Linked DNA regions of Homo sapiens: region 1 is linked to region 2. Evidence: read pairs that join two places in POLR2A ChIA-PET (ENCODE). Cell type or tissue: MCF 10A. All regions are shown on one strand. Each heading gives the region's core, and the rest is flanking DNA. Links, peaks and the distances in the headings are about the cores only. Region 1 overlaps LINC00578 (long intergenic non-protein coding RNA 578). Region 2 overlaps LINC00578 (long intergenic non-protein coding RNA 578).

Region 1 (11,347 bases), core at 4,434-8,433, 57 kb before region 2:
TTTGACTTTTCTATTTCTCCCACTAAACACTGCTTTTATGGACTTAATGACTCTGTGTTGTACACCATATACTAAAACCATTTACTCCTTTGAGGACAAGAAATTAACACAGCTAATATAGTGAAACCCCCTATTTACGTAATTGCAATTTTCTCTTAGCCATAACAGAGGCTTTTTTGACTTCTTAAATGTCCAGTATTGCCAGAGTTAGCATAGTTTACGCAGCATGTCCACTTTATTCTCTAATTCCTCTGAAATAACTGGTAAATCTCCCTACTGTTTGTGGAGAGACTGATTCTAAAAGGCAATCAGTTTCTTTTACATACCTCCAATGAGTGCTAGAGAAACAGCCCAACAGGGGGCTTTCTTCACCCATTTTCTACAGGGATAACAAATTCAGGAGCCTGGACATGTAACATAAAATTAGGAAATGAGGCCAGGCGTGGTGGCTCACGCTTGTAATCCTAGCACTTTGGGGGGCCGAGGCGGGTGGATCACCTGAGGTCAGGAGCTCCAGACCAGCCTGGCCAACATGGTGAAACCCCATCTTTTTTTTTTTTTTTTTTTTTTTTTTGAGACGGAGTCTCGCTCTGTCGCCCAGGCCGGACTGCGGACTGCAGTGGCGCAATCTCAGCTCACTGCAAGCTCCGCTTCCCGGGTTCACGCCATTCTCCTGCCTCAGCCTCCCGAGTAGCTGGGACTACAGGCGCCCGCCACCGCGCCCGGCTAATTTTTTGTATTTTTAGTAGAGACGGGGTTTCACCTTGTTAGCCAGGATGGTCTCGATCTCCTGACCTCATGATCCACCCGCCTCGGCCTCCCAAAGTGCTGGGATTACAGGCGTGAGCCACCGCGCCCGGCCAGAAACCCCATCTTTACTAAAATACAAAAATCAGTTGGACATGGTGATGGGTACCTGTAATCCCAGCTACTCAGGAGGCTGAGGCAGGAGAATCGCTGGAACCCAGGAAGTGGAGGTTGCAGTGAGCCGTGATCATGCTACTGCACTACAGTCTCAGTGACAGAGCGAGACTCCATCTCAAAAAAAAAAAAAAATTAGGAAATGAACTGGGCATAGATAATAGGGCATCATGGGGCCTGTGCCACACTGCAGAGAGCACAACCCACTTAAATACAGTCCTTTTATTTTCCCTTTTTTTCTTTTAATATATATTGATCTGGCCAAAAGAACTACTACTGCTAGGCTAATACAGCACTTCCCAGTAGCACTTCTCCAAAAGGAGATACTACAAAAAAAATCATAAGCTTTCACCCTTCAAAACATTTTCCAAAATGTCTCCTTTTCATTAAGTTCAAAGTTCATGTAACTCCTGAAAATAGGAGATCTAAATATCCATCACTTGAGAATTTTTGTATCTGGGGTGAGGAAAATTCATGTAACTATTTGTAGGGTAAACACACCTGATAGCAATAACTTAAGCATACCCTTAGAATGGACCCTGCATGGCAGATGCACCCGAATGTCTATTCCAAGCTAGGGATTTGGGAGTGGCTAATCCAGAAATTTGTTCCTGATTATGAGGAACATCTGAGCCCTCAGCTCATCCTGTGGAACATGGGCCAAACAGAGGATTGAGACCCTGAATTTTTGGGTTAAATGAAGGTTGCCAGGTGGGACCTGGAAGAGGAAGGGGTTAAGGGAAAATGCTATATAAACTGCATGCTGTTTGCAATGCGGTTTTCCTGTCCGGCCCACCACCTTTGGACCATGCATAAGGTGGCTCTCCTGCCCAGCCCACCGCCACTGGACTCTCTCCCCTGGATATCAACCCCCAGTAAAACCCTATGTCTCATTTGCTGTTTCTGAGGCTCTTCTTTGGCCTCTTAAACCTGATGCCATCGCCATTGGAGTGCACAGAGGTTGGACACTACACTATTTTATTGATGCTTTAAATATATTTTATTATTTGTGCTGACTTGAAATTACAAGAAACATCCTGGGTAATTTAAGAATTTCTCTGCTTGTATTCCATATTTGCAACATTTTCTCTTGCCCTTCCTCCCAAAAGAAAATGCAATTGTCCACCCCCTTCCAGGCGGGCATGCCTTCCAAGACCCCCCATGGATGCCTGAAACTACCTAGAGAACTGAAACTGCTCCTCCACTTACAATGGAGTTACAATCCAATAAACCCATCCTAAGCTGAAAAATGTATTTAACGCACCTAACTACGGAATATCGCAGCTTAGTCTAGCCTACCTTGAACATGCTCAGAAGACTTACGCTAGCCTGCACTTGGGCAAAATTGCCTGACAACACAGTGCACTGCGTGCACTGCCTCTGCCCACTATCACGAGAGAGGATCATATGAAAAAATGCTCACCACTAATGATCAGGGAAATGCAAATCAAAACCACAATTTGATACTACCTTACTCTTACAAGAATGGCCATAATTAATAAATCAAAAAATAATAGATGTTGGTATACACGTGGTGAAAAGAGAACACTTTTACACTGCTGGTGAAAATGTAAACTAGTACAACCATTATGAAAAACAGTGTGGAGATTCCTTAAATAACTAAAATTAGAGCTACCGTTTGATCCAGCAATCCCACTAATGGGGATCTACTCAGAGGAAAAGAAGTCATTATATGAAAAAGATACTTGTACACACATGTTTATAGCAGCACAATTTGCAATTGCAAAAATATGGAACCAGCCCAAATGCCCATCAATCAACAAGTGGATAAAGAAAATGTGGGGTGTGTGTGTGTGTGTGTATGTGTGTGTGTACACCATGGAATACTACCCAGCCATAAAAAGGAACTAAATAATGGCATTCACAGCAACCTGGATGGAGCTGGAGACGATTATTCTAAGTAAAGAAACTCAGTAATGGAAAACCAAACATCGTATGTTTTCACTCCTAAGTGGGAGCTAAGCTATGAGGACACAAAGGCATAAGAACAATACAATGGACTTTGGGGACTCGTGGGGAAGGGTGGGAGGGGGCGAGGGATGAAAGACTACACTTTGGGTACGGTGTACACTGCTCGAGTGATGGGTGCACCAAAATCTCAGAAATCACCAGTAAAGTACTTATCCATGTAACCAAAAACCCCCTGTTCCCTAAAAACCTATTGAAAAACATACAAAAAAATAGTATTGTACTGCCTTCTACTGAATGCATATTGCTTTTGCACAGTCCTAAAGTTGAAAAATCATTTAAGTCAACCCATCATAAATTGGGGACTATTTGTCCATACCTACGATAAAATTTAATTTATAGGCTGGGTGCAGTGGCTCATGCCTGTAATTCCAGCATGTTGGGAGGCCGAGGCAGGGGGATCACCTGAGATCAGGAGTTCGAGACCAGCGTGGTGAAACCCCGTCTCTACCAAAAATACAAAAATTAGCTGGACGTGATGGCAGGTGCCTGTGATGCCAGCTACTCAGGAGGCTGAGGCAGGAGAATCCCTTGAGCTCGGGAGGCAGAGGTTGCAATGAGCTGAGATTGTGCCACTGAACTCCAGCCTTGGTGACAGAGCAAGACTCCATCTAAAAAAAAACTAATGTATAAATTAGGCCCAATAAGACATTAACAATAACTAAAAACAGAACAACTATAACAAAATGCTGTAATAGAAGTTATGTAAATTTGGTCTCCCTCTCTCAAAATATTTTATGGCACTGTACTCACCTATCTGAGACCTCAGTTAACCACAGGTCACTAATTCAAGGAAAGCAAAACATTGAATAACAGGGGACTGCTACTGGAGAAGACATTTATTGCATACATATCTCTAAGTGTAAATGTGGAACCCACAGTAATCCTCACGAAATACTCCACTATATGCACACTTTTCCCAGCTCCCTATGTCACTAGGTAGGACCACGTAACTGGCTTGGCCAATGAGCTGTGAGAAGAAGTTACAAGGCCACATCTGGAATGAAGCAATGAAAAGCCTTGGTACAGTTCTTTAGTCTCTTTCCCTGCCATGGTAACCAAAGGGGGAAGATTATTCCAGAAATTGCAGGTATAAGATGGAGAAGGCTACATCAGCCAGGTTCTGTGAGTGACTGTGTAAAACAAACTCCTTTCTCTTCCACCGCCTTAATTTGTTTTGTGCTGCAGTAACAGGATGCCTAAGACTGGATGATTTATAATGAACAGAAAGGTATTGGCTTACAGTTCTGGAGGCGGGGAAGTCCAGTATCACGATGACAGCATCTGCCAAGGGCCTTCTTGCTGCACCATCACATGGCAGAAGGGCAAAGAGAGGGCACAAGAGAGACAGAGAGCATGAGGGGGTAAACCCACTCCCCCAGTAATGGCATTAATCCATTTATGAGGGCAGGGCCCTCATGGCCTAATCACTCTTAAAAGTCCCACATCTTAATACTGTTACAATGGTAATTAAATTTCAACATGAGTTTTGGAGAAGACAATCATTCAAACCATAGCATCCACCTACCAGCAAGAAGAAACAAACATTGTCATCTGGGGGTGGGAGAGCTTGTTACAATATATACCTAGCCTACCCCAGTTAAAACAAGAATCATACATCTTTGCAGTAGTAAAGATTCTCTCCTTCACTAAACTTTAGTCAGGCTCCTCTAAGTCTGACCTTGGTGTCTACCTAATTGGGCCTGCATCATGCCATTTTAGCAAAAATCCTGCTAAGTCACTGTATTAGTTAGGGTTCTTTAGAGTGACAGAACTAATAGGATAGATGTATATGAAGGGGAGTTTATTAAGGAGTATTGACCCACATGATCACAAGGTGAAGTCCCACGATAGGCCATCTACAAGCTGAGGATCAAGGAAGACAGCAGTGGCTCAGTCCGAGTCCCAAACCTCAAAAGTAGGAAAGCTGACAGTGCAACCTTCAGCCTGTGGCCAAAGGCCCAACAGCCCCTGCCAAACCTGGTATAGGTCCAACAGTGCAAAAGCTGAGGAGCTTGGAGTCTGATGTTCAAGGGCAGGAAGCATCCAGCACAGGAGAAAGATGAAGGCTGGAAGACTCAGCAAGTCTGCCCATTCCACTTTCTTCTTCATTCCACTTTATTCTAGCCACACTGGCAGCTGATTAGATGGTGCCCACCCAGATTGGGGGTGGGTCCGCCTCCCCCAGTCCACTGACTCAAATGTTAATCTCCTTTGGCAACACCCTCACAGAAACACCTAGGAACAATACTTTGCATCCTTCGATCCAATCAAGTTGACACTCAATATTAACCATCATGGTCAGTTTAGAGAGAATTCTCCACCTGTGATCTCTGATCATTCTCAGCATCTTTTCAGATTCCTTATCCCCCACCCTGATCACCCTAGCCTGCCTTCAGCAAGAATCCTTGTAGGTCTGTTTAACCAAAACCCTCCCTACCGCTGCTGTTTCCTAATAGTATTTTCCATCCACTCACCCCTACCCTGCTTCTTGGCTATAAATCCCCACTTGTCCAAGCTGTATTCAAAATTGAGCCCAGTTCTCTACTGAGATCTCTTTTCTCCTATTACAATAGTTCCTGAATAAAACCTGTTTGGGCCACTTCATTGTCAAGCTCTAATTTTCCTTTAACAGCAGTAATTCTTTAATTGTGTCTGTCCATCCACTCATTCCACTTGGTTTCCCTCATAAATTCTAAGCTAGATCAGTATACAACCATAACTACCCCAGCAATTTTGTAAAGGGCAATTTTTATGAACCTCTAAGTTATCCCAAATTTTTTTAATTTACATTAAGTCAAATACAGAATCCCAAAATTAATTTTAAAGAAAAATGTTGTTTGAAATTAACATAGAAAAGAAAGCTAGTTTTCTATTTTTTTCTCCTTAATACACTGTGTAAAGTTTTGAACTGATGATATTAATATATAATATTGCACCTGCACTGTAATGATTATTACTTTGTTAGGAGGATACATATGTTCATCATTGACACACTAACTACTAAGTGTGAAGGTTTGATTGATTTAAGAGATTAAGGGATAATTTTGTTTTTAAAATCAGTCTTCCATGGAGGTAGTATCTGTGTGCTGTGGACAGTCTATAGGTGTTGCCTGTCACTGGATTGTGATGGATGAACACTCTATTCATAATTCAAACTGTCTCCCATTTGTTCATAAAAGCTGACAATGCAGAGAGAATTCTGCTGAAAGAGCCACAAAAGAGTGAATTACAGAGAAATGTAAAACAATATGACAGAGGAGCATTTGGGCCAAAAATAAAGCAACCAAATCCAACAAATCTAAAAGGAGTGATTTTTTTCTAATTTTTTTGGCCAAATAGTACATTCAAATGTAGGTTCAAACAGCAAGCCTGCTGGTTCTCTGTCAGCAAAAATGCTAAATAGGGGCTAAGTTGTCTTCCTGGAGGGTGAGGCGCATAGACAAACTGAAAAGCCACCTGAAGTTTCAACCAAAAGCCAATTTAGATCAAGCTGAGCAAACAGACAGGTCTGCTGCCCAATTCAACACCAAGCTGTTTTTTTGTTTTTTGTTTTTAATGTATATAAGTCAAAAAGTACTTTACAAGCCAAGGAAAACCCAGAGAGCAATGTATGGACTAATGACATAGTTCCCATTCAGGTCTGGGGCCTGGAGTGCAGCCTGGGGCAGTTCCCACTGTGCTTCCCAGCCCCCATCTGTGTTTTTCACTGGTAAATTCAGAATAAAAAGAAAGTCAAGTGTAGCAGAGGACTGTGTGGGTTAGGAAGGAAGGGCAGTTCCACCCAGTTGGTCCAAGTTAAAATGGAGGCTGTTACTTGCTGAGAGCAGATTTGCACTCCTTTTTTTTTTTTTTTAGCACCAGCTGAGATTCTGTCTCAATTGCCCTCAACATTGAGTCACTAACCAGCCACTGGGTGTGGAATTCTGGCAGCAGTAGCGCTTAACTCTGAGACTTCCCACTCCCCACCCACCAGCTCCTTGCCCTCTCTGCAATGGCTTTTTTTTAGTAATAGAGGAAAAAAACTTTGAAATCCTGTTAATTCTGAGTATTGTTTACAAGTGATTATTTCTGAAGGGGCAAGGAGTGTTTGCAAAGGCCACTTTGGTTATATGAGATTTAAAAGGTTACTGCAATTATTTTTTGGTGTATAAGATGCATTTGCATACATAATTTCACAGAAGAATGGGGGCATTTTATGTACTTTCATCATATGTTTATTGAAAGTGAACAGTTATGCTGTCTGCACAGACATAACTGGTATTTCTTTAAAATTTATCTTTTCCAGATTATTACTATATATTAAAATTTCTAATTATCTACTGGAGATGCATTATACTACATTTATAGGAACAAAATAATGTATTTTCTCTTTTGTAGACATGGCTGCCCGAAAGCAATTCAGTATTTTGCATCCTTGTTCAGTCAGTAACTATGACTTATTAGATGCAGGTGAGTTTTTTATACATTTGGAAGAGGATGTGTCTTATACACTTGCAAGAGCATTGATGTCTCTGGATCTGAGTGCCCTTGTCTGCAAAAAGAAAGAGCTGAACTCCAAGTACCTTCAGCACTGAAAGTCTACAGCTGGCAATGGCTGTACCACAAAGATTAAAACAAGGCAATTCAGTAAGGGTAAACAATAAATTAAAAAAATCACTGAAATTGAATTAACTTGGTAGACAAAAGCAACCCTTAGACCACCAACAGTCATTTTGCAAATATTAATTTTTTAACTAAGGAACAATTACATACGCCTTGTCTCTTTAAATTAGATTGGAAGTTCCTTGAGGTTAAAACCAATGTTTTTAATTAAGAATAAAATTTCCCTAGGACAGATCATACTGCCAGATAAACGGCCTAGCAATAGAATGTGTTCGTAGATACATTAAAAAGAACCCAGGTCTTAGAGCTCTCAGGCCAGAGATTTTTCTTTCCATTACAATTTTCTGTCATCAAGGTTCAATGTAGGAAGCTTCTAGGAGAGACAATAACAATTGGGAGGAAGAAATCCAAGAGCATTGAAATAGACATGAGCTACACAAGGATACTAAAGTCCTGGTATTGACTCTTTTTTACCAGCAATATTTCTAGAAGAAAATAGCCCCCTCCATAGAAGTCTCTACAGAACACGTGGACAGCACTTAGTGATGAAGCCTGGGTTGGCAGCCCACATTGCCTGATGTTTGTATTGAAACCCTTCCCTGGCAGAGCCTGGTGCCCAGTGGTGCCGACTGGGCTGGCTCAGTGCTGAGAGACAGCTTCAGGGATGGACAGTTGCACTCTCAGGAGGTTGTATGCATAATCTCAGTTTGCAATTCTATTTTGTGAGAACAAAAGGGAAACAGTGGGCACTGGCTTGGCTGCTTTTCCAGATGCTTTTGACCAGGCAGGGGATGTAAAAAAGAAAATCTAGCTTGAAAAATGCAACAAAGAGAGAGAAATATTGTCTATTTTCCCATTATGTTTAGCTAGGATGTGGTCTACTGATTATTTTAAGAAAACTATTAACCGAGCTTTACTGTTTTCCTGTTGTATGCTAGCAGCTTCATGTAGTCTGAGAGTCTCAGGCTGGCTGTTAGAAGCCTTAGGTTTTCATCTCCAGTCACCACCATCTTGGCACTTGATTTCTCAGAGCTTCAGTGTGTCTATCTATAATGTCATTTTTAATTCCTGTCCTTCTCTACCTCAAACGGATGCTGTGAGGACAAATGAGATGGCTCAATATTACCTCCTTCCCTGTCCATCTGGCTCTCTGATTTGCAAGGACCACATCAAGTTCTGGACTAGAAAACAATAGAGTTGTGCCAGGAATGAAGGGAGGCAGAATGGAGCCAGGCGGAAGCCCAAAGGGACACAGAGGCAGAGATCCAAGGCCAGAATTGGAACATTGGATTAGCCACAATTTCACATATTAACATTATGCCCAGTTCCCAAAAATACACATTTATGTGGTTATATGAACATCTTTGAGTCATTCAGGATTTGGTTGTATTATCATTATTTGAACCCTCAAGTGCAAAAATATGAGGACTATATACTGAGATTTTCTTCCTTTTTCAATGGAGTATTCTTAACTTGTGTGGGCCAGGCCTTGAGCCCCTTTTTTGGTCAAAAGTCCTCAAAGGGAGTTAACTGGTCATTTTAATTCATTTGGGTCCAACTGAGGTGATTTTATAGCCCCTCCTGGCTTTGAAAGATCCAACAGACTTTCAGCCTCCAGGCAACAGAGGAGTGAGCCCTGGAAAGGGTCTAAATGATGCAGGCCCTCCTCCCTGTACGTCAGCTCCTTCTCTCCCCTTCTTTCCAATCAAACTAATCCCCTCACAATTTCCCAGAGGCTTCTCCATCATGGACACCCACAGGAAACAAATAAAAGGAACAGGACAGGGTGCAATTCTGCTCTTTGTCAGTGCTAATTGTGAGCCAGTTATCTGATCTGCTGTGACTTGCTCTTTCTGGAAAGGTGTGCATAATTTGGCAATAGAATTCCAAGATTCTCATTTATTGTAAATTGTGCCTTTGCCGATTGCTTTTGTCAGGGCTCCCCATTTCACCTCATGTCTCTGCTCTCCACTTTTGCAAATGCACTGATCTGTGAAAATGAATTAAACAGATTAAAAAGCAGCTTTTCTTATTCATTGGAATAAAAACAGCAAAGGCAGACATGGTACATCCTTGTACGTAACTCCAAGAAAAAAAAAACTACTTCACACAAGAGGGTGGCCTGGCTCTCTGGGGAGAAAACAAACCCACAAAATGCTCTGTGACTCAAGTTAAGCCTCTCCTATAATCTACAGTGAAGTTCTACTTAATGACAACCCACAATATAATCCAATTATTAGGCTTTCAGCAAACCAATACCATAATGACATCATATATTCTTAAAGTTGATCTTTATACAAAGCTGTTCCTCTTTTTAAAGAGAGAGAAACATTTATGATGTTAAATAACTCTCATCTTATAGACAGCTCAAGTTCACAAATTTGTAGAGCCAAAGCACCCGAAAGAAGAAAGCATATGCAGGTGTGTATTATCTGCAGTATGAGAAGGTTCTAGGTGCTGCTTTGACCCCACCTCGCGGACTAGGGCCAAGCTAAAAGCAACCTGCATAGTAAGGCTGGACTATAAGTGCCCCCAAAGCATCATCTTGGTACATCCTAGGGCAGAGTTGGGTCCCTATTATTTTAAGACAAGTGATACAATGGAAGGTTCCTGGAACTACCACACTGCACTGCTCCAAGGAGCACCAATAGCAAGGTAGTCCTCATGTTTGGTGACCTCTGGAGGTGGGAAGTGCACTGTGTGTGCAAACTAAATTGGTGGCCTTGAATCCCTTTATTAAAGAGGAAACACTTTGGTTTTTCTGTTTATTTGCTTAATGTTGTTTATTTGAGTAGAGGAAGGGCAAGAGGGAACAAAGAGAACACAGGAAGCACCTCTGTAGAGGTGCAGTAGACTACCCACAACGCCACCCGAGAGCTCTAGTTCTTAGTTCAAAACGAAGTTAGCAAGGTTTTTCTTTTCTTTCTTTTTTTTCTTTTTTGGAGACGGAGTCTCACTCTGTCACCCAGGCTGGAGTGCAGTGGCACGCGATCCCGGCTCGCTGCAACCTCCGTCTCCTGAGTTCAAGCAATTCTCCTGCCTCAGCCTCCTGAGTAGCTGGGATTACAGGCACTCGCCACCATGCCCAGCTAATTTTGTATTTTTAGTGGACACGAGGTTTCACCATGTTGGCCAGGCTGGTTTCAAACTCCCGCCCTCAGTTAATCTGCCCGCCTCAGCTTCCCAAAGTGCTGGGATTACAGGCATGAGCCACCGCGCCCGGCCAGGTTTTTTCATCTGTGTGTTGAATTCTCCTACAATCTGCTCCCAGGTTTGTCATGAGGAATAAGTGAGACAAAGCACAAAAACTTCATGGGTGTCTACCTAGAGAATAGTAAGTGCTCATGAAAGAGTAGTTACTGTCATGGTGATTACTAGTATTACTTTCTTAAATAGGCTTGGCTGAATAGAAAATGAACCCACCAGCCTCATCGGAAGCAAATCAGAGTTTCCCTTTTGCAAACAGGTAAGAGGGGAGATGAAGCAAGTCTTATCATAAGCAGCAACTGTCATTTATTTATTTATTTATTTATTTATTCATTTATTTTATTGTTTTAAAGTAATGTAAGTTTTATACATATATTTTATGATTTTTCTCCTTTCTTAATTGTAAGAGATTTGAATTTAATAAGGGAAAGAAGTTTACAGTGTCTCCTGCCTTTCCCATGTGATTCAGATTAAATGTTTGTTTTTTGTTGTTTTTTAACAGCTCATGTCTACAACCTGAGGAGTTTGTTTCTTGTTTTTTAATTTTCATTTCAAAAGGTTTTTGGGGAACAGGTGGTGTTTGGTTACATGAATAATTTCTTTAGTGGTGATTTCTGAGACTTTT
Region 2 (11,347 bases), core at 4,498-8,497:
AAATCTCTAAAATAATCTCCCTTTAAAAATTATTCTATCATAATCAATACAACTCATTGCCATAAGAGTTCCAACTTTATCCCTATAAAGTTATGTTTAATTATATAACTTCATTACTTAAAACCTGCAATAATACCCTAAGCTTAGGGAAACCATATATTCCAGTTTGCCCAAGGCCATCTTGGCTTATGCTTCTTGTCCTGGGGTCCCCTCTCATTTAGCACTTGTCCTGGTTTTTATTTCTTAATAAAGTAATAACACCTATATATGTATTAAAATAAGCCAAGGTATATTTCATGAACCTCTACTTTATATTTATTTCCAGCTTCTGCCATAGTCTCTTCTGGTACTGTGTGAGAAGCATGTAAAATAAATAGATTTCTTATTTTGACATTTGATTATAGCTAAAAGATAACAGTGATAAACCAACTCTCTTTCCTCTACCCTTTCAAGATCCAACTTAGTTTACATTTCCCTTCCAAGGACAACATATAGGGTTATTCACTCATAATTCGTTCATAAGTTGAAGTGTACTTGGATATAATTGGGTAGGATCAGTAAGCTCCTTCTAGTCCAATGGCAATGCCTTCCAGGTGCACCTAGTCACCAGGGTGACAGGTGGTTAATCAGGTAGAAACATAAGTAAAATATGTACAAGGAATAGAGATTGACCAATCCTGTCAGAGTCTATACAGAATAGTCTGAATGGTCCTACTCTACAAGTTTATCATCTTTTCAAGCCAGTAACAGTGTGTTTAAAACAAAGTTTCAACTATTGTATAGTGAAAATCTATAAATATGCATATATAATAAATGTTTTTACATATGAAATATCATACATAAATACAGATTTTATTATAAATACTTATAGATTTACACCATACATAATTATTAAGATAAAATAAATATATTTTATTGTCAATGCATTTTTATTTTACAATAAACCATTCAGCAGCAATAAGCTTAAAAGAAAAAAAAATTCAAGTTTTATAAAAAATTAGGACAGATTTTTCCTTCTTATTTTTTTCCCTTAAGAGAAGGTGTCACTCTGTCACCCAGGCTGGGGTGCAGTGGTATGATCACAGCTCACTACAGACTTGAACTCCTGGGCTCAAGTGATCCTCCCACCTCAGCCTCCCAGGTAGCTTGGACGACAGGAACATGCCACCACGGCCGGCTAATGTTTATTTGTTTGTTTTTAGAGATTAGGGTCTCCCTATGTTGCCCAGGCTGGTCTCAAACTCTTGGGCTCAAGCAATCCTCTTGCCTCAGCCTCCCAAAGTGCTGGAATTATAGGTGTGAGCCACCACACCTGGCTGACTTGCCACTTCTCAAAAGTATTGACAATGAAAGAGTAACTCATACCAAATATTTGTTGAGAATTACCATCTACCACTTGAGCTACTGATATTATTGGCCCAATGAAAACCAGAAGACACAAATATGAAGAAATATCAGAAACTCCTCTAACAGTCAAGAGAAGGCTGTGCCCAAAGATGGTGATTTCACATGTGCAGCTATAGAAAATACACACATCACATTGTGAAGCATGACTTTTTATTTAGATCAAATGCATCTTCTAAATTAACTTTACTCATTTTTTATTCCAAGTTTCCTTGTGCGAGTCTGAAAATAAAGTGATCATTATCAAGGTGTTATCTCCATTAGCAGAAGAAAAACTTCTAAAATAGTTAAATGGTGGATGTGAGGGTGATCTATTCACAACATCTGTCACCATATTGATCACCAAGGTTGATGTGGCTGCCAACCCGGCTGGCTATGTGGCTGTGCCCTTCCTCCCTCACTGCCCCATGTACATCCTTGCCAAAGCTCTGTGCTTGGTTGAAGAGAACTATCTTCCCTGATAAAATGGTTAAGTAGTACAAGTTTTACAGCAGTCTTCAGCTTCAAATTGAAAATCACTTAATTATAAAAATACTTCTATTCTTTTCAATGATTTATGAAATAAAAATATAGCCCATTCTGGCATAGTTGAAACATCTGACATTTTGTGAATGCTATTTTAAGTTCAGTTAAAACTTTTGTTGTTGTGATAAAACAATTAGAAATTTTGGTGGAGCCCAGCATCGTAGTAAAAACAATGATCTCACAAAACTTAAAAACATAGAAACTATGGAGCAGAGCTCTACTTGGAATTGGTTGTGGTGTACATGTAATTCATAAGTCGGTTAATACGAGCTGTGATATTCTACCATTCAAAATAAAAACTATAATTATCAAACTTTACATATATAGGTATACTTAAATCACTTCTATATATAAGTGGTTTAACTACATAAAATTTAGGATGACACATGCTGAAGACAAAAAAAAATTCAATACTGCAATACAAACTTTCTTTTTCTTGATGCCTACAATCAACTGAATATTAGAAATGTTTGAGCCTGGGGGCCAGGCGCAGTGGCGCACACCTCTAATCCCAGCACATTAGGAGGCTGAGGCAGACAGATCATCTGAGGTCAGGAGTTCAAGACCAGCCTGGCCAACATGGCGAAACCCCATCTCTACTAAAAATACAAAAATTAGCCAAGTGTGGTGGCAAGTGCCTGTAATCCCAGCTACTCGGGAGGCTGAGGCAGGAGAACTGCTTGAACTTGGGAGGCGGAGGTTGCAGTGAGCTGAGATTGCCCAGTTGCAGTCCAGCCTGGGCAACAAGAGCAAAACTCCATCTCAAAAAAAAAAAAAAAAAAAAAAAAATGTTTGAGCCATTGAAGAATTTTTTATATTAACCCCAGTGTCCTACAATGGAATTGAATTTTTAAATTAAAAAGTCCTCTAAATTATGGTTGCATTTTGTTCAAAATTAGTTGGAACTCTTTAATAAAAGTACTCCATAAATAAAACAACAAAAAAGTGTTGAAGTTTTTAGTAAATTTTGGTTACTAAAAATAAGGTTTATAACAATAAAGACATTGAAATTTATTCTTCCTAATACAAGGGAGGAACTGAACATATCAAATGAAAAGGGCTTAAAGGGTAAACAAGTTTCTGTTTTCAAATTTGATAATTGTTCTTCAGAATATATTACTTTTAGGGAGATCATTTGACAGAGCAACTATTTTTAATTCAACAAATTTATATTCTGTTCTGGAGTAGAATAAAAAAACTTATAATTTTATAACATTTATATTTGGCAAAACTTCAAAAACATCATAAACACAGATGACTTATTTGATGAGTTTTTGTCTTATAAAAACATTTGTTGAATAAAAATACACTGAATAGAGGGGGGAAACAACCTGAGATGTTTACACATTTTAATATAAAAAAATTTTTTCATTGCGAATATCCTACATCGAGCAGAATTTATTTTGAATATGCTTCAGTTTCTGAAGGGAAAGTATTTTCTTAATTTAAAAAAAAAAGAGAATAATTCATTGGAGTCATCAAACATTCTAATTTATTTACCATAAAATAGAGCTTTGAGGCCGGGAGTGGTGACTTATGCCTGTAACCCCAGTACTTTGGGAGGCTTAGGCAGGCAGATCACGAAGTCAGGAGATCAAGACCATCCTGGCTAATGGTGAAACCTCATCTCTACTAAAAAAAAAATACAAAAAATTAACCAGGTATGGTGGCATGCGCCTGTAGTCCCAGCTACATGGAAGGCTGAACCCAGGAGGCACAGGTTGCAGTGAGCCGAGATTGCACCACTGCACTCCAGCCTGGGCAACACAGTGAGACTACCTCTCTCAAAAAAAAAAAAAAAAAAAAAAAAAAAAACATATATATATATATATATATATATATATATATATATATATATAGCTTTGACTATTACTCAATTTTATTAGAACATTTTAATAAGATTATATTGAAAATACATATATTCTTCAGAAAGATACTAATGGCATGATATTAAGGATAGATTTAGATAAGAAATAGATTAAAATATGTGCCTATACAATTGCCTCAAAAAGAATAAAATATCTAGGAATACAGCTAACTAGGAAGGTGAAGGATCTCTACAAGGAGAACCGCAAAAAACTTCTCAAAGAAATCAGAGATGACACAAACAAATGCAGAAACATTCCATGCTCATGGATAGGAAGAAGCAGTATCATTAAAATGACCATACTGTCCAAAGCAACTTATAGATTTCCAGGTTCAAGCGGTTCTCCTGCCTCAGCCTCCGGAGTAGCTGGGACTACAGGCGCATGCCACCATGCCCGACTAGTTTTTTGTATTTTTAGTAGAGATGGGGTTTCACCGTGTTGGTCAGGCTGGTCTCAAACTCCCGGCCTCAGGTGATCCACCCTCCTCGGCCTCCCAAAGTGCTGGGATTACAGGCATGAGCCACTGTGCCCAGGCAATATTTTTATATTTTAAGAATTTTTTTCAGGCTGGGCGTGGTGGCTCATGCCCGTAATCCCAGCACTTTGGAAACTGGGGTGGACAGATCACTTGAGGTCAGGAGTTCGAGACTAGCCCGGCCAACATGGTGAAACCCCATCTCTACTAAAAATACAAAAATTAACTGGGCATGGTGGTGCGCACCTGTAATCCCAGCTACTTGGGAGGCTGAGGCATGAGAATCACTTGAACCCGGGAGGCAGAGTTTGCAGGAAGCCAAGACCGTGCCATTGCTCTCCAGCCTGGGAGAAAGAAGGAGTCTCTATCTCCAAAAAAAAAAAGATTTTTTTTTCAAAAAGTTTTTAATAGAGTCAACTTGATGGTCAATAAATATTCAAAAGATTAAGTTCCACTTATTTTTAGCACCTCCTTTTACTCTCAAAAGTGTCCCAGTTTGGTTGATGTTGGCTAACTATAGCCAACAGGATAAAGCCACATTCCTTGTGATGTGGCCCTCTGCACCTTTCCAGTCTCCATCCCGTGACTCTTCAAAGCCTCCCAGGCTCGGCTCTCAAAGCTCTACTCCCACACTTCCCTCTGGCTGCAATGCCCTGTGCCCTCATAACCCTGCTGCATTCTAACTCGGCCATTACATCCAACCTAAATATCTTCTTACAGCTTCTGCTGACTTTCTTCTCTTACCTTCCCATCTTACAGCATTAATTATACGCACATATATGTCCTCATAGAGCTTCACATGCAACCCTGATTGTTGTTACAGCGCCACTATTTTCTTTCCTGTCCTCCTTTCAAACTGGATGGGGAAAGCTGAGAGGCCATGGACTTTGACTTCTTTATCTTTGTACATCCAGAGCCTGACGCATTACTGGACACAAACTGGTTATGGCAAATGTTGGTCTAATTAAATGTGTTGTATCACAAAGAAGGCCTTTCAGAACCTCAGAACCTCCTAAAACACACTATGAAGGCATCCTTGTGCTCTATGATTGCGTATAAGGCCCTTCCAGGACCTGATCCTCTAGCTGCTGAGCCCCAGCAGGGCCTGTTTTTTTCTGGAGGACTCATAGGTTCATGATCATCTGCTGGCATGCTCTTGAGAAGGCTCTAGGGTGAATAGATAACCTCAGCTGTCCGGTGATTCATTTCGCTATGTAAAATCTGAAATAATGATAATGTATTTTGCATGTGTGTGTGTAAAATTAACACTCACTTATTCCCAAATAAACCAATAACAATTTCCAGTGCCTATACCAAAAGCTTGACCAACAAAACTATAACTACCAGAAAGGGTAGTGAATATAACCTAACCCTATTTTCTTTTTTTTCTTTTTTTTTCTTTTTTTTTATTATACTTTAAGTTCTAGGGTATGTGTGCACAACGTGCAGGTTTGTTACATAGGTATACATGTGCCATGTTCATTTACTGCACCCATCAACTCGTCATTTACATTACATATTTCTCCTAATGCTGTCCCTCCCCCAGCCCCCCACCCCCTGACAGGCCACGGTGTGTGATGTTCCCCACCATGTGTCCATGTGTTCTCACTGTTCAACTCCGACCTATGAGTGAGAACATGCTGTGTTTGGTTTCCTGTCCTTGTGATAGTTTGCTTAGAGTGATGGTTTCCAGCTTCATGCATGTCCCTGCAAAGGACATGAACTCATCCTTTTTTATGGCTGCATAGTATTCCATGGTGCATATGTGCCACATTTTCTTAATCCAGTCTATCATTGATGGACATTTGATAACCTAACCCTATTTTCTAAAGCTGGTCATAGACTCCCCTTCACTAGGCAAGGGGCCCTTAAGTAAGAAGATGTCCAGCAAAGTGAATCTAAGACATACAAAATGGTGAGTTTCCATATTGGGTTATGTCTCACTCTAACAAAGCCGTCTTTCATTATGGATATAATTTAAAAGTGCCTATATAGGTGTGTATATGTGTATATCATATACACTTTGAATAGATAGCATTATCGATTCACACATCCACAGTCGTCAATAATACTGCGAATTACCTAGGAGACAGCACAGTGGTAATAGAGAGGCCTTGGAGCTAGATAAGTCTGTGATAGAATTTTGACTTCATCTTTTCTTGAGCCTCAGTTTCCTCATCTGTGAAATGTGAATAAACATGCCTGCCATTTAGACCTGTTGAAAGGATTAAAGAAGACAGTACCTAGACAGATAAATAGTAAAGTTGTTACATTTATTACTACAGGATCTGTTATTATTTGACTAGCATGTAATCTACTAATATTGCACAACCTTGATTCTTATTCTCTAAGGTGAAGTAGAGCTGATCGCTAAGTCCCCATTGCTGCCAAATTCTGTTTTCAGTGACATTTTAAGAACAGCCTCCCTCCGCATGTCCACAGGGAACTGTCAGGCCCAGGGGCACCTCTGCTGCTTCCCAGTAGGAAGCTCCCTCGAGAAAGCAAGCAGGGAGCGGGTTTCTATGATCCCACCAAGATTTGGCTGAGCTCCACTTTCAGCCTAGTGACTCATGCACCTTGAGTTGCTAAGGGAATTGAAAGTGTTGCCAAGGAATTTTGCAGTTTGCAGCAGGTGGATGTAGAAATTACAGAACCACTTTCTTCAAATCAGTAGCAGTGGATGTTTGTGCCCACAAGGATGAGGGCACTTTGGCAAGCACCCTAACCAACTTCTCCTCATACTTCAAAACAGACCCCAAACCATGTTTTCACCTTCTAGTGGTATATGAATGCACAGATGCAGAAGTAAAACCTGGTCCTGAGCAGAGGGTCTAAATCTGCAGGCGTCAACAAATATGTTACAACATTTTTTTAATGTGAATGGTCAATTGACTTTTATGAAACTGAATATTAACTGATAAATGATTACACTGTTCATCAATTATTTCACTTTAGATATAATCTGAAATCTTTCAAAAGATGTTTGTCTCTCCTTATCAATACAATTGATTGTTTTATCTCAGTGCTGCATTTTCGGCAATTTTCTCATATCTAACTTTCGGTTTATAAATTTTTTTGCTTTAGCTGTCTTTAACCAGCTGATTAAACCATGCACTGCATTTCCATTTCAATGACGATATTTTGCAATTCTAGAAAATTTATTTAACTATTTTTGAATTTTTTTTTAGTATTCCGCTTAAGTTTATGTGTTGGTGTTTTGGCTATATCTATTTGTATAGTTTTTTTATGATTGCGCTAAGGATAATGAAATACATACCTAACCTCTTACAGTCTATTTAGATGGAATATTTTACCACTACAAGCAAAACATGGAAGTCCTGCAACCCTTTGCCTTCTCCCGTTTGTGTCACAGCTGTCAGATGCTTTGCATATACATACCGAGAAACCCTACCAAAGTTACAATTTTTTTTTTTATATACGAAGTCTAGCTCTTGTCCTCCAGGCTGGAGTGCCATGGCATGATCTCAGCCCTCTGCAACCTCCCCTTCCAGGGTTCAAACGATTCTCCTGCCTTGGCCTCCCCAGTAGCTGGGATTACAGGTATGTGCCACAACACCTGGCTAATTTTTGTATTTTTAGTAGAGATGGGGTTTCACCATGTTGGCCACAGTGGTCTTGAACTCCTGACCTTAGGTGATCCACGCGCCTCGGCTTCCCAAAGTGTGGGATTACAGGCGTGAGCCACCGCTTCCAGCCACACTATGCCTAGCCAAAAGTTACAACTTTTGCTTTCAATAGTCATACATATTTTAAGAACTTAAAATATTAAGTTCTTAATATTAATATATTAATATTACCAGACAGTTTTTATATTACCCAGTTACCATTCTCTTCCATTTCTGAAGTTTCAAGTTTCTCTAGTATCACTTCCCTTAAGCCTAACTACTTCCTTTAGCATTTCTTTTAGATGGGTCTGCTGGTAATAAATTTTCTTCATTTTATCATCTTGCTGAGCCAATAAGCAGTTTGTTTAATTTCTCCTTCACAAAGGGTGCAAGTAATTAATCGAGTAGAACAGAAAAAGGGTAAAGATTGGATATGGAAGAAAACAGGTGAGTGACCAACGCCATATCTAATGCAAAGCAGCTTCCAATGAAGCCCCTTTTTCTTTTAAGCAGGTCTCAGGAACTCAGCTTTTTTTAGTATCCTTCTGCATTTGTCACTACCAGCCTATCACATGGGGTTCTTTTCCCTAAAGCCAGCCATGGGTAAATGTCCTTTCCCATCAGCTGGAAAGAATAAGTACCCATTCTGTTTATTTCACAGAGTCAATGTGAATGATGCTGCTCAGAGTCTCAATGGTAGCCACCAGGTCCCCAAACCAATATAGAAAGAAGACAGACTTGAACTACAGGGAAATTGAATTGTTAGAAAGTTGTCTTTGCTACCCCATTGATGGAGACAATCCTGAAGTGCAGATAAGAAGAAAAAACATGTAAATTCAAGTTATAGTACACATTTCCCTCTAATTTTCCTGATGCATATGGCTGTCATTGACCCTTCATCACTAGCCTAACAATAATAGTTGGTTTGCAATTTATTTGGATCCTCTGAAGATTGGGAGTTATTGTTAGCAGACAATTTTCCATGGATCTCTCAATATTTCTGCACATCTTATAAGCAGAAGTACTGACGGCCTTTTGTTCTGAACTATCTTTTCAAGGATATTTGTATAGCAAACAGCATGGAAATAATAGACAGTGTGTTTCCCTCCAAAGCAAAGAGCAGGTTGCTTACAGCTTCGCCATGATTTTAAAGGCGATATTTCCCACTGAAGCAAAAGGCAGGTATGCTTACTGTCCAGTGTAATAAAGAAAATGTTTCTCTCTGAAAGCAAAGGTCAAGCATGCTAAATGTATATTACACAAGATTCAGATTCCCTAAGTTCGGGGACTCTTCTGTAACAAACCCATTGAGTGTGCAGTTATTATGTAGCTCCTGTGGGAACTGGAGCTTAGGGATTAGGACAAAAATGCTAATTCTCTGGCTACTGTCCTTTACCTCTGACCTGGGAGTCTCAAGTCTCCAACCAGCATCCTTGAAACTGTGGCTGGCTAACCTGTCAGCTTGCAAGTAGATAAAATCCTAGACCCTCAGAGGTCTTGGCAGTTACAAAATGACCTTCTGTACCTTCCCAACCCTCTCATAGTATTTATTTCTCCTCCAAGAGTGGGATGGCTGCTATGTATTTACATAGCATCTGGCCATGTGCCAATTCACCAGGTCCCCATAGGACTCTACCCCCAGAATTCTATTTCTTAACATTCTCACATAGATGCCAAAAGTAGGCACTAGTTTCTTTGTTTCTTCCCCCTAGTTGTACATCTTTATCTTTAGTATGCATATACTGTATCACATATTTCAACAGCTGCAAGAAGCAGCAAATACATACTAGATCAGTATAGTCTCTGGCCACTATATGCCAAGCCCACACAAATGCATTAGTAAACTTCACTTGAGATTAAGGATGTAAAAACCTTGTGCAAAACCATCTATAAATATAAAGTTTTATTATTATGAGCTCCTATAATACAAGAATTCTGGTTGACCACCTCTGAGCTGGCTACTAGAATTTCCTCATTCCTGAACAGGAGAACTTTAGCTAAGAGTAAATTAGTAAGCGCTCAGGTAAAACAATTGTAAGAGAGCAGAAAAGGCTGGGCGCGGTGGCTCACGCCTGTAATCCCAGCATTTTGGGAGGCTAAGGCAGGTGGATCATGAGGTCAGGAGTTTGAGACCAGCCTGACCAACATGGTGAAACCCCATCTCTACTAAAAATACAAAAATTATCCGGGTGTGGTGGTGCGCGCCTGTAATCCCAGCTACTCAGGAAGCTGAGACAGGAGAATCACTTGAACCCAGGAGGCAGAGGTTGCAGTGAGCCAAGATTGCGCCGTTGCTCTTCAGCCGGGGCAAGAGAGCAAGACTCCATCTCAACCAAAAAAAAAAAAAGAGAGAGACCAGGAAAACAAAAGTATCCTTTGTCAGAAGCTGAAAGTGAACCAGTACCATGTTGAATCTGTCAATACAAGACAGAAGGACAAAATATCATTGTCCTTCTAAATTTTGCTTGCATTTTACTGACAATCTGGTTACTAAATTGTTAGATACAGAATTAACTCTTACGTACTTGGTCTAGCAATGGACCAAATTAAATTAATAGATAAGAAGCAAGTTGCAAAAATTCCCGAGCTATCTTCTTCTTCTTTTGTACCATTTTACATGGCATCAAAATCTGTTCCAGTTACTAAGGACACATATGAATTTACCCCACAACTCAGTGGCATGAAACAGCAATGTGTCATGCTCACAGATTCTGTAGAGGAAATTGGACAGGACACTGTGGGGACAGCTTGTCTCTGATCCACAACGGTCTGGGGTCTCAGATGGAAGATTCAAAGACTGGGAGCTGAAATCATCTGAAAGCGTCTTCACTCGTGTCTACTGTACAATGGTGGCACTCAGCTGAAGACCTTAGTTCCTCTCTATATTGGCCTCTCCATGCAAGTTAATTTTGCTTCCTCAGAGCATAACAGCTGAGTTCCAAGGACAGGTGTCCTGAGAGAGGAATCAGATGGAGGCTGTATCCTCTCTATGGCCTTAGCCTTGGAAGTCACATAGCATCACTTCTGCTGCATCTGTTGATCAAAAATGGAAGTTTCTGTCTTGATCCAAACCCAGAAAATATAAATCTCAGCATTAAATAAGAAGGTGTCAGTTACAATTTAAGAAATGCATGTGGCACTCAGATATGTATATTTGTATGGCCATCTTTGGAAAATACAATCTACCACACTCTGTATTTGTGTGACTTCTCTCAATGAACCTACAAAACAGATGCTTTCATTCTCTTCATTTCACAGATAGAAAATTAAACCCAAACAAGTTTAACAACTTGGCCAAATTAACACTTGATTATAAGAACATCTATTAGTAAACTTACCCATGTTTGAACTTTGTTGATACGAAGAGGTTCCTCCTCCCATGGCCAGAGATGATTTTTAGTTTCCATGTTGAGCCACTGTTTCCTTTTTTTCTTTTTTGAGATAGGGTC

The links. Peaks named below come from ENCODE experiments on the same cell type or tissue, not always from the same donor. Only the 100,000 strongest peaks of a DNase experiment are listed, where the experiment ranks them.
Region 1: POLR2A ChIA-PET joins it to region 2 with 5 read pairs; 3 of 35 experiments call an interaction of 5 or more read pairs at or near these places.

Annotation. Positions count from the first base shown.
Region 1 is chr3:177,550,564-177,561,910 of GRCh38, reverse strand. The region is part of intron 2 of LINC00578 (long intergenic non-protein coding RNA 578); the gene reads right to left. Among named protein-coding and RNA genes, the nearest start is that of LINC00578, 110 kb to the right of the region's middle. In MCF 10A, for the core only: no CTCF peak of the experiment used is centred there; a DNase peak (open chromatin) is centred at 6,820.
Region 2 is chr3:177,493,906-177,505,252 of GRCh38, reverse strand. All of the region lies in intron 1 of LINC00578 (long intergenic non-protein coding RNA 578), which reads right to left. It also overlaps the pseudogene RN7SKP52. Among named protein-coding and RNA genes, the nearest start is that of LINC00578, 58 kb to the right of the region's middle. In MCF 10A, for the core only: no CTCF peak of the experiment used is centred there; a DNase peak (open chromatin) is centred at 6,822.